2 separate regions of the Mus musculus genome follow, and region 1 is linked to region 2. A link is a loop called in an ENCODE intact Hi-C map of the cell type or tissue named here. Cell type or tissue: left cerebral cortex. All regions are shown on one strand.

Region 1 (8,000 bases), 170 kb after region 2:
AGCAGTCTGATTTCCTTCATGGCAAATGTCTGATTGCTGCTTTCCTGCAGAACCAAAAGAGCCCTGCCGAAGGAGCCCTGGCCAATCACTCTCAGGACTGTGTAGTTGTCCATGCCGGGCAGCCACAGCTGGGCTCTACCCCTCCAGTCACTGCTGGCTCTCCCAAGCTATATTAAGAAGACAGAGTCGTTTGGGAATCCACTTTTAAATGCAGAGTTAATTCAAAAGTAGCTATACTCACCTTTTATATCCTGTTGAAAAGCCATGCTTAAAATTGAATTTGCCAAAACAAGGTTTTTCAGGAATGAAGTTAGGCAACATGTGTGTTGTGTTTTAGCAGTGATTTTTAAAAAAATCTAATCTTGTGTCAAAAACCACATGTCTGCCAGGGCCTTAAAAGACACAATCATGTAATTACCAATAAAGTTTAACATATGCAAGCATGACAACAAAATCACCTACACAGTGAGCGCACTCCACCAATACAGATAGCCGTCACAGGAACGAGAGCCGTCACAGGAACGAGAGGCCTTGGTATAGCTTTAAGGATGCTTTGTTTGTTTAGTTTTGATCCAGATCTTCAGTCTGCGCTTAAATATCAACCATTTTCCTTTTTTTGCTTCTTCCCTTAAAATGTACATGTATCCAATATATTTAACTGAGAAATATGTGTTTTTATTATGGTCTATTTCCTTTTAATTTCTAATTATTGTTTATAATTACACTTAAAATATACAAAATGAAATTACATCCTGGTCTTGGAAGAACTATCCAATTTTCCTAAATGTCCCTATAAATGCAACACTCCATATTTCAAAAGATTGGATTTTGCTCATTATTTTATCCTTAAGACCACCTCAAAATAAAGCTACCTTACTGTATGTTTAACATGTACTGTAAAAGAGAGGTAGTTACTAACACACTTTTTTTCTTTAAAAAGAGAGAGAATTATTTGGAAATTTACTTTTAAAATGCAAAATCAATTCGAAATAGCTACAGTCACTACGACAGGCCAACAGCAACTTCCTCTGGTAGATGGTGAGCGGATGCTATTTTGGCATAAAGTTTGTTTTGAACTGAAAGGAACTGACTCTGCCTAACTCCCATTTCTCGGTGTCTCTTTGTCTCCTTTACTGAAAAGAGGGCAACTTCCATCAAAGGGGAACCCACCAACTACAGTGTGCACACCCTGTCTGTCTTTCCCAAACAACAAGTTCTTACCTTTCTTGGACAAACAACACTAGGACCCCAAAGTCCCCTTTCCTTTGTCTGATTGTTTTTCTACAACATCTTGCTTTCTTGTTAATAGTGAGCCCTGAGATCCAACTCTTTTATATACATGGACTAAATACAACATTTGATACATGGACTAAACTCCTTTCATATACAACATCTGTATACACGGACTAAACTCTCATATACAACATCTGTATAAATGGACTAGACTCCTTTCATATACAACATCTGTATACACAGACTAAACTTTCATATACAACATCTGTATACACAGACTAAACTCCTTTTATATACAATATCTGTATACATGGACTAAACTCCTTTCATATACAACATCTGTATACATGGACTAGACTCCTTTCATATACAACATCTGTATACATGGACTAAACTCCTTTCATATACATCTGTATACATGGACTAGACTCCTTTCATATACAACATCTGTATACACAGACTAAACTCCTTTTATATACAACATCTGTATACACAGACTAAACTCCTTTTATATACAACATCTGTATACACGGACTTAACTCCTTTTGGTCCTTCTTAGTCTTGTCATCTTAATTTGAAGGGTCCCTATGACGACAGATAATGATTTTTCTTCCTCTAGGTCATCCCTGTCATCACCGTCACCCATGTGGAGGTGACTATAATCCCAAGCGAATGCAAGGCAAGGCTAGAGAAAGAGCTATGTTGGCTTGTAGCAGAACTATTCAGGGGAGTCAGGAAACTCCTGTGTAAGTGAAGTCTGAAAGGCTGCCACACGTGCCTTAAACAAAAAGGAGACACGGAGTGGTCAAGGTGGAAGGCATGATGGATGCTGAGTTCAGCTGAGTAGATGAAATTGGCCTGTGACAGGCTGGTACACAGATAGATTTATCTGTTGACCACTGTAAACCAAATGTTGCTGCTGAGTTTTTATCTTCAGGGTAATTAATGGTCTGTCTCTGACTGGTGTTAGAGAACAACAGCACGGTCATATCTGCATAGCAGAAAAGTCGCTCTTTGGGGTCACAGTACTAATGGACTGCATGAAAAGGGTACACAGGGACCACGTCAACAGTAGGGAAGATGAGGGCGTAACGGTGAAACGCAGGGGCGTGATGACCTTGGGGAATTAACCTATCGTCAAGGACACATTTACAGGGAACAAATACGGAAGAGGCAAGATTCTGGTATGAACTGAATGACATAATGATTCTCAGATGGAAAGGTAAGGCCTTGGAGTCATATGTACAGCCTTCGTTTGATGATTGATTGATTGCATTGGAGTGTGGCTGGGTGGGGTGAAACAGAGAAGACACACTCTACGTTGGATCCACTGAGCTGGAGTTTCTTAGGATTCAAAATGGATATTTAAACACAGTCTGACTCCCATGTCTCCCCCACAAAAGCAGCATGATTTTTAATACACTTTTTCTGGCACATAAGCTATATACACAAGAAGCAATTACACAAGAGACACAGTCTCAGGAAGACCCGAGGTAGCTGCTTGCCTAACATGTTAAAGACCCTGGACTACACGGGTGGGATAGAAGTTGTGGGAGACGCCTACACTTAGAACTCATACACTTTTTTCATCACAGGAAAAATACTGGCATGAATTACTTGATTTTTTTCCGTTCACAAAGCTAAATTGTTTTTATTTATTTATTTATTTAAACCACCCACAAGCTGTAAAATGTAGAGCACAAGATGTAGTACAAACATCGAAGATCAAACCCTGCTAGGACCTGCAAAGCTTCTAGTCCGTAGCTGGGGTTGGGTAGTCAACACCTGTAAGATTAGCACTTAAGAGGCAGAGGCAAGATGATCGCCATGGGTCTCAGGCCAGCCACTGTCTCAAAAACTAGCCAAACAAATAGACTGTGCCTTCCAGTTTGCTTTCCAGTCTATCACAGAGTTACCAGGAGACTATAGCAACAAATCCTCCATATAACCAAATCCAACGCCGTGTTTCCAGGAGTGAGGCATTTGAACACACCCAGACACAAGTAACAGACCTATGACACTCAGGAGGCAGAAGTTGGTGAATCACAGCCTGTAACCACTGCTAAGTCCAAAGTCAACTAATTCACACCATGGGTTTCAGGCCAGCCAGGGCTACAAATGGGGGCTGTCCCCCCACCGCTCCCCCCCCCCCCCAACCAATAAAAACCTAGAAGAAAACAACCAAGCCCTTCACACTGGTCTTCACAGGGGTCTTAAGTGGTCTCTGGTTTCAATTGCTTTTTTCCTGTTCCTGGTGCCTGAGGACTTTTACCTATGCTATCAAAATGACTGATGAGCAACCAGGCTTTCCTTGACTGAAAAATCAAGTTAGTATTTTTAATCTCCATGTGTTCGATAGCCAGTATTACACCCATAAACACAAGCCTTATTACACTAGGTGTGGCGAAAGCTGATGGGTTCCTTCCAGTGTTTATAAACAAATACGCCTTTAATAAAGATAAACCAATTGTTTAAAAGAGCCTAAAGTGATTTGCAAGTGCCCAGAAGCGGGGTCAGTTTAGACAGAGATCCCAGGACACACACCCTGGAGACCCACCAACCTTTCCCTACCAAAACACCCACCCTCCCGAAGCTGCTCCGCTTCAGCCGCACGAGCAGTCTCCGACGCGCATGCGCGCACCGAACTCAGCGACTGGGGCGCACAGCCTACGGGCTGAGTGATGCGCCCACATTTGGCCGTCGCCCCGCAGCGGGCGAGCGCCGACCGGCGGCTTAGGGGGCGGGGGGGGGGGGGGCAAGAGGCTCCACCCGCTCCTCTCTCCACCGCGGCCGACCCGTACAGCTCCCTTCACCCACCTCCCAGCGGCGTGCGTCGCTTCTCCGCTCCTTGCGAGGCCTGGGAAGTGGGCGGGGCGTGGGCGGGGCGTGCCCCTAGCTGTGGGCAGAGGAAACTGTTGAGGTCTGGCCCTAGGCGCTGTTCTCTGAGTAGCTGAGCCCCAAAGAGCTGTTTTAAAGCTGTTTTGCCACCTTGCGGTAGGATATTGCTAACGTTTTGAACCGGTGCCCCCAGTAATTTGAGTTATTGCTCCAGATTAGGCAGACAGACAACAAACATAAATTCCACAGGGACACTGCTAGCATTTACTGTATGACTTTGGAAAAAGTGAAAAACAAAATAATGCACCACCCCAAAATAATGCATCTCATTCTGAAATGTGTATTTCTTCCCGGAAATAGCAGAAAGTTATTAAGATTCTAGTTGTACCAGGACGTGGTAGGATGTCTGTAATCCCTGCATTCGGAAAGCTGAGGCAGGAGATCCAGAATTGGACGCCAACCTAGTTTACAGAGCAAGTTCCTGGTAGGCAAGTCAGGACTGTCTCAAGTGTTAACATTTAGGGGTGCAGAATAAAGGAACAAAAGGCAGGAATGAGACCAAAATCTGGCCTCAACTGACGAGACTGTTCACCCCACCCTCCCCTTCTCCCCTTCCCTACTGATCCCAGATGGAACTAATGTTTGTAGAAGAAATTCAAATCACAGGACAGCAGACCCAGACACCCCCAAGATGTTAGGCAGAGGGTCCAATGGCCAACCAGGCTACAGTCAAATGTACAGCAGGGAAGCAGGGAACTAGACCCTGAGGGGGCGGGAGGCAGGGTAGAAAGGGACACTGGAAACCTACAAGTCAATTGCTGGAATAGGTGGTTTATCAGGCAGTGTAAGTCATTAAGTAGCATTGAGAGAGGAGAGGAGAGGAATCTATCAGGGTTCCTCAGCTGCAGCACTGTCCACATTTGGGACTCTTGATTCTTTGCTGGGGCTGTTGTGTCTCGGGGCTCTCTCTGTCCACCAACTGATGCCGGTACTCACTATGCTGTCTCCCCATCTGTTTTATTTTTGGAGATAGTTTTCATTACGAAGGCTAGACCAGCCTGGAAAGCACAGGTCTGCCACCTCTGCTGGGATTACGTGTGTGAACCACTAGCTTGACAACCAAAAATGACTTGGTTTTGGAAATCCCTGGAGGGAAGGACAGACCCAGGTTCAATTCCCAGCTCCCTGTGGCAGCTTACAACTGTCAGTTTCTCCAAGGGGCCTCACACCTTCTTCTGGCTTCTGAGGGTACTGCACTCATGTGGTGCATAGATATACATGCACATAAAAATAAATAAATCTCAATGGGTGGGAATTAAACAAAAGAAAGAAGATACCGGGGGAAAAGTGGGTGTGGTACAGACCACCTGTGGTGGAGAACAGTCCAGCCGCAACATCCAAGGATGGAGTTACGGGCGAGCATGTAGTTCATCCACAGTTCATGCTTCGCAGACAGGAAGCTTTCCATCCCTAGACCTCACCAACACTCAGTTTGAATCTGAGTTATCCCTAAAGCTTATGTTTAGAATGCCTGGTCTCCAGCTTGAGGCACTGTTCTGAAGGCTGGCAGAAGTGGATAACTACTGAGCCTGGGAAGTTATACCCAGCACGGGAAAGCAGTACCCTCCATCCATCTCTCCCTCCCTCTCTCCCTCCCTCCCTCCATCCATCCCTCTCTCCATCCCTCCCTCCATCAGGCCTTCCTCACCATGGTGGACTGTACTCAGAAACTAGGTAAAAATAACTCTCATTTGTTTCTGTCAGGTATATTTTATCACAACTAAAAGTAATACAAACTTAGCAATATACTTCAAAAACTAAGTTTAAATTTGGTTACTGTGGTTAAATGACATTTTACAAAGCAGTTTTTCTTGTGGTGCTAAGGACTGAATTCAGAGCCTTGCACATTAGGCAAGCACTCTTCTGGGGGCACATCCTGAGACCCCAGAACATATTTGTTGAAATAAATGCCATAGGCAGCTAACTATAGCCCCACAGTAGGGTCCTAAAGTCAATTCCATCATCAAATAAGTCAATCAATGAAATGTCATTGGAACATTATACATATATATTTATTATAAACGTATTAGGAACAAAGTCAACGTAAAAATATAAATTTATATAGACTACATTTTCTGATTTTGTTTCTTTAACTGTAAGTAATTAGTAAAGTGAAGCAGCCAACATTATATTTTAAAAACACAACAAACAAGCTAGTGGAGTTTACCTGTACCATACTTAGGCATGCGGACAACTTCAGACCTACGATAAAGTTGTACACATGCAGGGCCACAGGAGTAACACAACCATAACTGCTCAGGACTCGGGACTCCTATTCCTCTTCCGCTACGTCGGTCTCAAAGAACAGAGGGCACAGTGCTGCATTAGGGCGGCAGACAAAGGCATCCCCTCCCAACTCAGACAACTGCTCCAGGGAAGACACAGAAGGGTCGTGGTCTTTTAACATGGCTGGCAGTCGTGAAGTCTTGTCTTGAATGCGCCGTGAGCGTCTCACTGGTGTCAGGAACTTTAGCTCTTTAAGTGTGGAATTTTTATCATGTTGCATCTTTTTCATACTGAAAAAAACCCACAAAGTTATTCCAAAGCATGTTCAAATTTGTCTTACACTTTTGCAGTTTCTCATAACGTACTTCTATGAGGGACCCATGTGCCAGACAGACTGTCTTTAGGAAGGGAGAGGTACCCCAAGTCCCTAGAAGTGTATTTGTTGTTACAATCTGTATTATGTGGACACTTGAGTACCAGAGTCTGATTTCTTAATTCCAAGTCCTCTAGCTATTAACCATAAGATGTCTTAACATTGAAAATGCCTGGGGGGAAGGACCCAGGCTTGAATCTCAGCCCCCACATAGCAGCTCAAACTGTTCACTCCAGTCTCGGGAAAATTCCACACTCTCTTCTGGCTTCTGTGGGCATGCCATTCATGTGGTACAAAGATACACATACAGGTACACCCACACACATCAAAATAAATCTCAAAAAATGTACGTAAAGCAATGCCTGGGAAAAGTTGTGGGTGGCACAGACTGCATGTGGTGGGAAACAAGGCTAGCTTTCGCAAAGTGACACCATGCGGTTAAGAACAAAGCCCATGTAGTAAATGGAAAGGTCAGGTGTCCCAACGGCCTTTTCTCATCCTCTCTGAAACAGGGTGGTCTGTACAGCAACCTGCCAGCCACAGTCTCCCAGTGTGATGTACTTGCCCACAAGCCATCATATTCAGGGCTCTGAGTCTGGCCCTTAGCATCACCCCTGGAGCATGAAGACAGATGGCATCCACTTTAAACACTTACCTTTGCAGCCGAGGTGTAGAAGATACATTATATCGAATTATGCAACCTGCTTCAGTTTTTGAGTCCGGAGTTGTTAAATCCGGATCTTTTATTTTGTTGTCTTGATCATCTTCATACACCTCAACTTTGCCATGATGTTCATTCTCCTCTCCTGGTTTTCCTGACCCTACATTAGCATCAGCATTTACTTCTTGGATAGGTTCCTTGGTTGCATGAGCCTCCTCAATATTTTCTCCTATAGAAAAATTGAAGATTTAAACTATTTAAACAAAATGTCAAAATGACAGAACCAAACTACATTGCCTAATCATTATGTTTCCTATGTACAGATTTCTGCCAACAATTTAACAGATATTTAATATCCCATGTGCAGAGATAAAAATTTAAGAATGGGCTGGGCAGTGGTGGCGCACGCCTTTAATCCCAGCACTAGGGAGGCAGAGGCAGGCGGATTTCTGAGTTCGAGGCCAGCCTGGTCTACAGAGGGAGTTCTAGGGCTACACAGAGAAACCCTGTCTTGAAAAACCAAAAAGAATGGAACCACTCCAGTTCTTAAGAGTATGCCAGGAAAGACACAGTTGAAGAACAATTAACTATTAAATGAGATAAAACGGT
Region 2 (8,000 bases):
TGGTGATTCTGTTACTCAGCAGACCTGGGAGACAGATTCTCTCCTCTGAGTTTCAGTGCTCAGAGCACTCTCTGCTGGCAAGCTCTCTTACAGGGAAGGTGCGCAGATATCTTGTTTTTGGACCTCCTCCTGGTCGAAGAAGAAGGCCCAAAACAGGGCCTCTCTCAGAAGCTGTGTTGCTTTGGCAGTTCCCAGAAGCTGTCAGCTTCTGTGGTGCAGACTCTCACCTGTGCAGACTAAAATCCTAAGTTCCAGGGAGTCCTGGAACCAAGATGGTGACCGCTGCTCCTGAGGCTGAGGCCGTCTCCCGAGCCAGGCGGACACCTGTCCTCTGGTCCGGACGGTGGCCGGCTGTCTGCAGCCTGCAAAGGGTACTGCCTCAGCGGCTCTGTGCTTCTGCCCGTCCCAGAAGCTGTCCGGTTCTCTGGCGCACCCTCTAACCTGTTCAGACTAATTTCCTAAGTTCTGCTGAGTCCCGGAACCAAGATGGCGACCGCTGCTGCTGAGGCTGAGGCTGCCTCCCAAGCCAGGAGGACACCTGTCCTCTGGTCCGGATGGTGGCCGGTTGTCTGCGGCCCGCCCAGGCTGCTGCCTCAGCGGCTCTGGCGCACCCTCTAACCTGTTCAGACTAATTTCCTAGGTCCCGCGGAGTCCCGGAACCCAGATGGCGACCGCTGCTGCTGAGGCTGAGGCCGCCTCCCAAGCCAGGCGGACACCTGTCCTCTGGTCCGGATGGTGGCCGGTTGTCTGCGGCCCGCCCAGGCTGCTGCCTCAGCGGCTCTGTGCTTCTGCCCGTCCCAGAAGCTGTCCGGTTCTCTGGCGCACCCTCTAACCTGTTCAGACTAATTTCCTAAGTTCTGCTGAGTCCCGGAACCAAGATGGCGACCGCTGCTGCTGAGGCTGAGGCCCGGTAGTACACACCTTTAATCCCAGCATTGATAAAGTTGAACAAGGGGTGAGAGGCAGGGCAGGCATTTTCAACCCCAGCAAGCAGCAGAACTCAGAAGCATCAGTCGTGTGGCTCTGGCTTTAGAGTCAAGAATAGAAGGGACTCCTGGGACAACTGATGCTGGTTAGCTGGAGCTAAGAAATTAGCAGTGATTAAGTAGAGACCACTGAAGTGAAATCTAGGAAGTGTTTTCTGAGAGCACAAAGAAACTGTGTTCCAGAGATAGCTAAGGTTGAACCTCCGGTTGCAGCTGGACTTGGTAATATGTAAGAGTCAACCCAGGTGGTACTGGTTCTGAAGGCGTGGATAGGTCATGAAGAGCAGCTGAGGCTTGGCCCTGAAGAGGCCATGGAAGGCCATTGGTGATGGTGCAGCTTCAGTTGCAGTTGACAGCCCAAAACTGAAAGGGTCATGCAAAGGATTTGAGGCTTGGCACCATACAGAGAGCCTGTGAGAGGCTATTGGTGAAGCCTAGCTGCAGTGGAAGACCCCAGTGTATTGGAGATGCCAGTACAATGGGATGATCACCAAGAACAACAGCACAGTGGAGTGGATCAACCTGAGCCTAGAGTGCTACAGAGGGCAGAGCTGGAGAAGTGACACCAGCCCTTTGAAAGAGCCCAGAAGATCATATGTGGATCCCAGACATTGAAACAAGAAGCTAAAACTTTGAAGTTTGCCTTGGAGGCTCAAAGATATTTGAGATGCCAGAGCCAAAGGATATTTGCTGAGGAAAGCTGCTAACAGGGAGTGGAAGAAGCAGCCCAGGAGAAAGAAGTTTGTTGCTGTCAACAAAGATGAAAAAGGAGTTGGAGATCTGAAGACTGCTTTGACATCAGACATGGAGATGCAGACTTTGGAGTTTGCCCAGCTGGTTTCCTGTCTTGCTTCCCAGGTTACAGTTAAGTGCTTGGATGAATGTCAGAAGAGACATTTTTAGTTAATATTTTATTCATTTACATTTCAAATTTTTCCAAGTTACCCCTTCACAAACCTCCCATCCCATCTCCCCTCTTCCCTCTCCCCTCCGCCTCTATGAGGGTGCCCCTCCACCCACTCACCCACTCCTGCCTCACTGTTCTAGCATCCCCCTTTGCTAGCATCAAGCCACCACAGGACCAAGGGCCTCCCCTCCCATTGATGTGAGAAAAGGCCACCCACAGCTACATATGTAACTGGAGCCATGGATCTCTCCATGTGTACTCTTTGGTTGATGGTTTAGTCTCTGGGAGCTCTGGGTGGTCTGGTTAGTTGATATTGTTCTTCTATGAGATTGCAATCCCCTTCAGCTTCTTCAGGCCTTCCCCTAGCTCCAGAAGGGACTTTTAACTTTGGACTTTTAATATTGCTGATACTGCTATAGTCTATGGGGATTTTGGAAGTCGGACTACATGTACCTTTTTATTAAGCTATGTCTATATATGGCCCCCATAGACTTGTGTGTTTGAAGAAGCCTATGGGGCCAGGGAGTGGAATGTTATGGTCTGTATATGCTTGGCCCAGGGAGTGGCACTATTAGAAGGTGTGGCTCTGTTGGAGTAGGTATGTCATTGTGGGCAAGAGCTTTAAGACCCTATTCCTAGTTGCCTAGAAGCCAGTATTCTCCTAACAGCCTTCAGATGGAAGATGTCGAACTCTCAGCTCCTCCTGCACCATGCCTGACTGGATGCTGCCATGCTTCCCACCTTGATGATAATGGACTGAACCTCTGAACCTGTAGCCAGCCCCAATTAAATGTTGTCCTTTATAAGACTTGCCTTGGTCATGGTATCTGTTCACAGCAATAAAATCCTAACTAAGACAAACAGTTAAACAGTTTTATTGGCACTGGGCTCAAACCAGGGATCTTGCACATGTTAGTCAAGAGGTCTACCAAGTTATACCCTCTTGGTTCATTTTTCCTTATGCTGATATAATATAATAGCCATTTCTACCCCAGAGAAAAAAATGTTAAATTTCCATCAATCTTATTTCATTTTGAAATGTTTGAACGGATGCTTTTACATTTTTGTTCATCTTTTTGAATAGGAAAAAAAAAGCAACTCTGGGATTTCTCAGTATTATGTAACCTTCTTACATTCTACTCTGTAACCTCAGCTGTGGTCACTGTCTTTATATGAAGAACAAGGGCAGACAGCAGACCTCTCTCTCCATGCAGTAACCCCAAACAATGGTGCTTCCAGCCTTGTGCAAGCCCAGTGTGAAACTTCAGCAGAGCAGTTCCTTCTCCACCAATGCCAAGCAGTTTACACACACACCTGAAAAGGGAAAAAAAGGACCAGTAGGCCACTTACTCTATTCCTCTGTGTATGTGCTCCAAGGAAAGGTGGAATTATGGGTGTATGCAAATGAGCCTTTTATAATTCAGGGACTTTATGTACATTACAGAATTTGTCTTAGGTAATCCTATTTTATTTTATTTGTACAGGGGATTGAACCTACTACTCCAGCCCCCTACATGGGTTTTTAAAGCCCCTAATCTCCCCAAATCCTTTAATCAAGTAACCTTTCAGGTGAAAGTCACCTTTATTAATCCAAGTTCTTTATTAAACTAGCTCAATAGTTTAGATATCTGTTTTTAACATGCCAATTTCCAGATGCCACTGAAAATTAGAATTATCAGTCATTTCTTATAGAGGTAATCCCATCTTAATTCTTCAGTTTACCAGGAGCAAGAGAAGATGCTCGGATTCAGCCAGATGCCTGAGAAACCTTTCAGGGATGCTTGCTAAATCCTCCCCACAGGAGCACCGACACTCCTTCCACAACGGTCTGTGGAGACCTCATGCCCTGACTGTAAAGTCCTCTAGGGTGTGCTAGAGACCAAGCAGTGAGGTTCTGGGCACAGTCAGAGCTTGAGGCAGCGACTTCAGCAAAGGCTTCCTTCTCTGCGGTCCTAATGCTACCTAGACTAATACTACTCTAATACTAATACTACTCTAGACTCAGCAGAGTGGTTCAGACCAGGGCAAGGCAAGAGGGTTCCCACCACCTCGTGTCCCCACTGCTAGAATCCTATCATTCTCTGTCCCTCCAAAGAAGTCCCCAGCAATCCGGTAACATGAGCCATACAGACAGAATAAGCAAGCCACAGGCAACTCCTGGATGAAAAGATACAACTTTATCCTCGTGCTTCATGGAAAGTTTTGAAGAGGGAATTGTTCTCTGGCCATTAAAAAAAAGAAAAAAAACCTGACTCTTTGAACATCTAAAAAGTTATTTATTTGTACAATTATATAAATATTTTCATGTCTACATGTGAACATGATGCTTACATTCTCAGAAGGTTTAAAAATCAATACAATTAGATTCTTTAGAAAATGATTACCTTATTCCAAAACAAGACTTATTCTGTAAGAACAGAACTATAGACCGAGTAGATGACGTCAGTGGGAGGAGGTCGCTGGAGAGGGAGTGGAAGGGTTGCGGATACCAAGAGCGCAATAGATCCCTATACTCCCGGGTTTTAGAAGATAAAGCTCAGCAAGCACCGCTAAGGTGCAAAACCCAAAGCAGCCATCCCAAGTGATGGGTAGTAACCTCGTGACCACTGCATCCTAACCTGATGCAACTCATCCAGCTCCTGTCGCGTTTGCTCGTGCAGCAACAAAAGGACCCTCGTCCAGTTTACTCTCACCGAGCAAACTGATACTGTAAGGCAGCAGCGGAATTACAGAAAGGCCTTCGGAACCCTCTGAACGGCACATTGGCTGTGAGTTCCTGGGAAGACACCGAGGCCCTCGGACCCTGTTTTCTTGTTTTCAGTCGTAGACGGTAGGTAGTTACGGTGCTATTTTTGTGGGGAAAAGAGGTGAGAAACCTACAAAAAAAAAAAAAAAAAAAAAGACTAACACTGCCATGGCCAATAAGTGACATCCTATAAAGGAGTTTTGTGGCTTTTTTTCTTTTAATGTCACAAATGAGAGTAACCCATTTCTGCTAGTCTGTTCCGGGTGGCTCAGCCACTCGCTCAGTTAAGCTGGCCCCATCCCTGCCCTCTGAAGCCACTCCAATCACATAGTCATAGCTGACAACAGGAACATTTTCACTGGGGAGGGGGGAGGGCGCTGTGGGTGTCCCTCCTTTAGATGTCTCCTCAGCAGCAGACAGCTCTCTATTGAGAACTTCACTCTCTTCTGGTGGGAAAACTCCCCCCAGGCACACACACTAAGCATTTGTGACAAACTTCACTGGACCCCACTGAGTGACAGGGGTGTGCCCTTATGCATACACCTCCCAGGGAACAGTGCTTTATACACTACAGGTTATGGCATGGCTGTATAGGGTGCCCTGAGAGGCAAGGACCTGGACCCCATAGGAAAATGAACTATGGTCAGGCTCTGAGGTATCTCTCCAGCTGGTTGAGAGCGGCACATGTGAGTCTGTAGGTGTGGCTCTAAGCAGGATGGCATTCTTTTCAGAGTAAATAGGGATGCTGGGTAGCTCTTGCATTGGGCTGCAAACCAGGGCGCCACCTTTAGGCGGGCAGATATGCAGGAGCCAGAGCATCAGACCCAAGGCACTAATTCTACCCTCAGAAGATAGAGGGCAGGCAGTTCCAGTACCAAGGATGCCAGCTACACCAGGCAGAGAACAGACTCGTCTGAAGGAGCCTTAGGCTTACACGGCCCATGTGTGCTGCCTAACTCCAGGTGTTATGGGAGCTCTTAGTATAGGAGAGATCTGGTTGGAGCTCTCCAGGGGGGCTGAGCTAGGCTTGTGGTCCTGATGAGCCTGGTCCTCACTGCCTAGATAGTATATACAAATATAGTTGGCAGGGTTCAGTGAAGAGTGATGGTTTCCTCCCAAGCAGGGTGTGATCTCGCCCTCATGAAAAGCAGGAATGGTATACTTTCCCCAACCTAGTGGCTTCTGGAAGAGCAATCCTGCCCAGCCTCTGCAGATACACCACACACTGTAAGGCAAGGCTAGCAGGATGCTCAGGTCTCACCATGAGCTTCGTCCATCCCACAGTGGCTTGTTAAGGCTGCACCTCCTGGCTCCACCACCATGAGCAGGAGCAGGCTCACCCAGAAGGAGCGCCATGGCCTGCCCAGGAGAACACTCAGATGCACTGCTCTTCATCCCTGTCACTCAGGAGCAGGGACCATTTGTCGCCACCGTCCTCTGCTGCCCCGCCATGCCGAGACAATCTGTCTGACGTCAGGGAGGACAGAGACACTTGGCTCACGTAGCTGACCTGGTCCCACGCGGTGGCCCTGGGAGAATCCCGACGCCGGTCATCCATGCCAATGTGCACGCTGACTTGGGAGGCACTCAGGGGCTTCATGCGGCCGTGGGCCTGGGCCTCATATCTCTCTAGGTCGGGCTTTCTATAGCTGAAAGGCAAGAACCCGAGAATACTCGAATCACTCTGGACATAAGGCCCTTTTTCTCTGGTGAAATCTCTATTTTTCAGTAACATAAATAGCAAATTTTCATGGGTTTTTAAGAAAAAAAAAAAGGATACTGAATTCCCATGGTTCAAGTTCACATAGTCCAGAAACTTTTTATGTAAACACTCCCCACATAGTAGGCTACTGTTATTTTTGTTAAGTGAATGCATGAGTAAATAAATCAATGTTTTTCTGTTTTGGTAGTGTTAGGGACTAAACCCAGGATCTTTTCCATGCAAGACAACTGTTCTACTAGTGAGCTCTGTTCCCAGTCCATGGACATCTTTGCTAAGGAGTAAAACTGGAAATACACAGGGATCATATGTTTGCATGTGTTCATGTAAATAGCTCTGAAAAAGACCCAGACTCTTACCACTGCTAAGTGGGCAGTCACTGTCCAGGGTACTGAAAAATCACTACACAACCCCATGCAGGTCCTTTGTGTTGCTCTCAGATAAATAATGGAGAGCACACGAAGCAGGAAACATGCTGCTGTGCCCCGACCTGCTGTCACCATGCATGGTGGAGCCTGCAGAGACTCCTCCAGCAGGTGCTCCAGGCCCAGGACTTACCACTTGAGCTGAAGAGACGAGAGCACCACAGAGACAGAGGACGCAGCCATGGCTGCTGAGCCCATCCACGGCTGCAGCACGATGCCAATGGGCATGAAGACACCTGCCGAAAGAGGTACCACCTGACAGCTAGGGAATACTGAGAGCCCTGCTCGGGGAACCTAGGAGACACTACGCCCACCAGCTTTCAAGGTGAGACTAAGCTAGCAGGAGGTGGGCAAAGGGAAGGTGAGTCTGTCTTGCTTACTCTTGCTTAGAACTATGTATGGGTACCACCAGCCAGTGCAGGGGCTGGGAACCGCGGAGGATAACCACTGTGGATATGGTCATCATCCTTCTCTACAGAGGTAGCAACCTGGTCTCTAGGGAGCGCTGGAAGCCAGGTCCCAGGCAGCCAGGAGGGAGTGAAGCTCCTAAGCTGCTCTGAGGTCAGAAAAGACACTTATCTGACTGCGGCTGTCCTTCACTTCTTTGTGGGTTCTTCTATCTTCCACTCTTCTCCGCCCCTTTCTTCCACCCCTTCTGCCCCCCTAACACTAGATAAGAGAGGAAAAAGAGGGGAAAGGAAGGAGATCCCTGAATAAAGTCAGGGGTCAGAAAGAAGGTGACAATATCATTAGACTGCTTCCTGCTGTTTAGGGTGTTAAGTTCCTTGGGGGGTAAGTTTGATCTTTGCTGGGAGAATATCTAATATCTTCTTCTTCACCCACAACTTCTTAACAAACCGCAACCAACCAACAACCCGTCCAGCTTCTCAAGGCTCTAGCATTTTAACCTCTTAAAAGTTTCTGGGATTCCAAATGTCTTACAATCTCAGCTACTATCTGCAGCTGGAAAAAATCACAGCCCTGCTAGAGCACGAGGCAAATCACAGTCAGCTGCTGTGGACAGTCTGAAGCAGCCCCATACCCCATACCTGGGATTAAAATGAAAACATATAATATTTCTGTGTGTTTTAAAGAAATCAAAGTTCCAGAATTGTCACTACATCTGACTTCTAGACTCAGGAGGCTGAAGCAGACTGGATAATCTCTATGATGGAAGTCACCACTAACCACTTGGATATAACAGAGAAACTGAGAC

What was found. Hi-C counts contacts between places; a loop is a spot of excess contacts. Peaks named below come from ENCODE experiments on the same cell type or tissue, not always from the same donor. Only the 100,000 strongest peaks of a DNase experiment are listed, where the experiment ranks them.
Region 1: a loop joins it to region 2, with 4 times the contacts of the local background. A loop is called at or near these places in 13 of 42 quality-filtered maps.

What each region holds. Positions count from the first base shown.
Region 1 is chr8:22,162,328-22,170,327 of GRCm38, forward strand. It overlaps Nek3 (NIMA (never in mitosis gene a)-related expressed kinase 3), which reads right to left and starts at 4,108. Exons shown (of 16, transcript NM_011848.4): 1 at 4,051-4,108; 2 at 1-167. The coding sequence starts at 113. Ckap2 (cytoskeleton associated protein 2) reads right to left here. Exons shown (of 9, transcript NM_001004140.2): 8 at 7,386-7,620; 9 at 5,825-6,647. The coding sequence ends at 6,404. In left cerebral cortex, CTCF peaks have their summits at 4,189 (motif pointing left) and 5,313; DNase peaks (open chromatin) are centred at 3,896, 4,153, 6,468 and 7,023; H3K4me3 peaks cover 1,274 bases; H3K27ac peaks cover 1,010 bases.
Region 2 is chr8:21,988,637-21,996,636 of GRCm38, forward strand. Atp7b (ATPase, Cu++ transporting, beta polypeptide) reads right to left here. Exons shown (of 21, transcript NM_007511.2): 20 at 6,918-7,020; 21 at 5,712-6,288. The coding sequence ends at 6,015. Among named protein-coding and RNA genes, the nearest start is that of Ccdc70, 22 kb to the left of the region's middle. In left cerebral cortex, CTCF peaks have their summits at 3,747 and 5,485; a DNase peak (open chromatin) is centred at 3,760.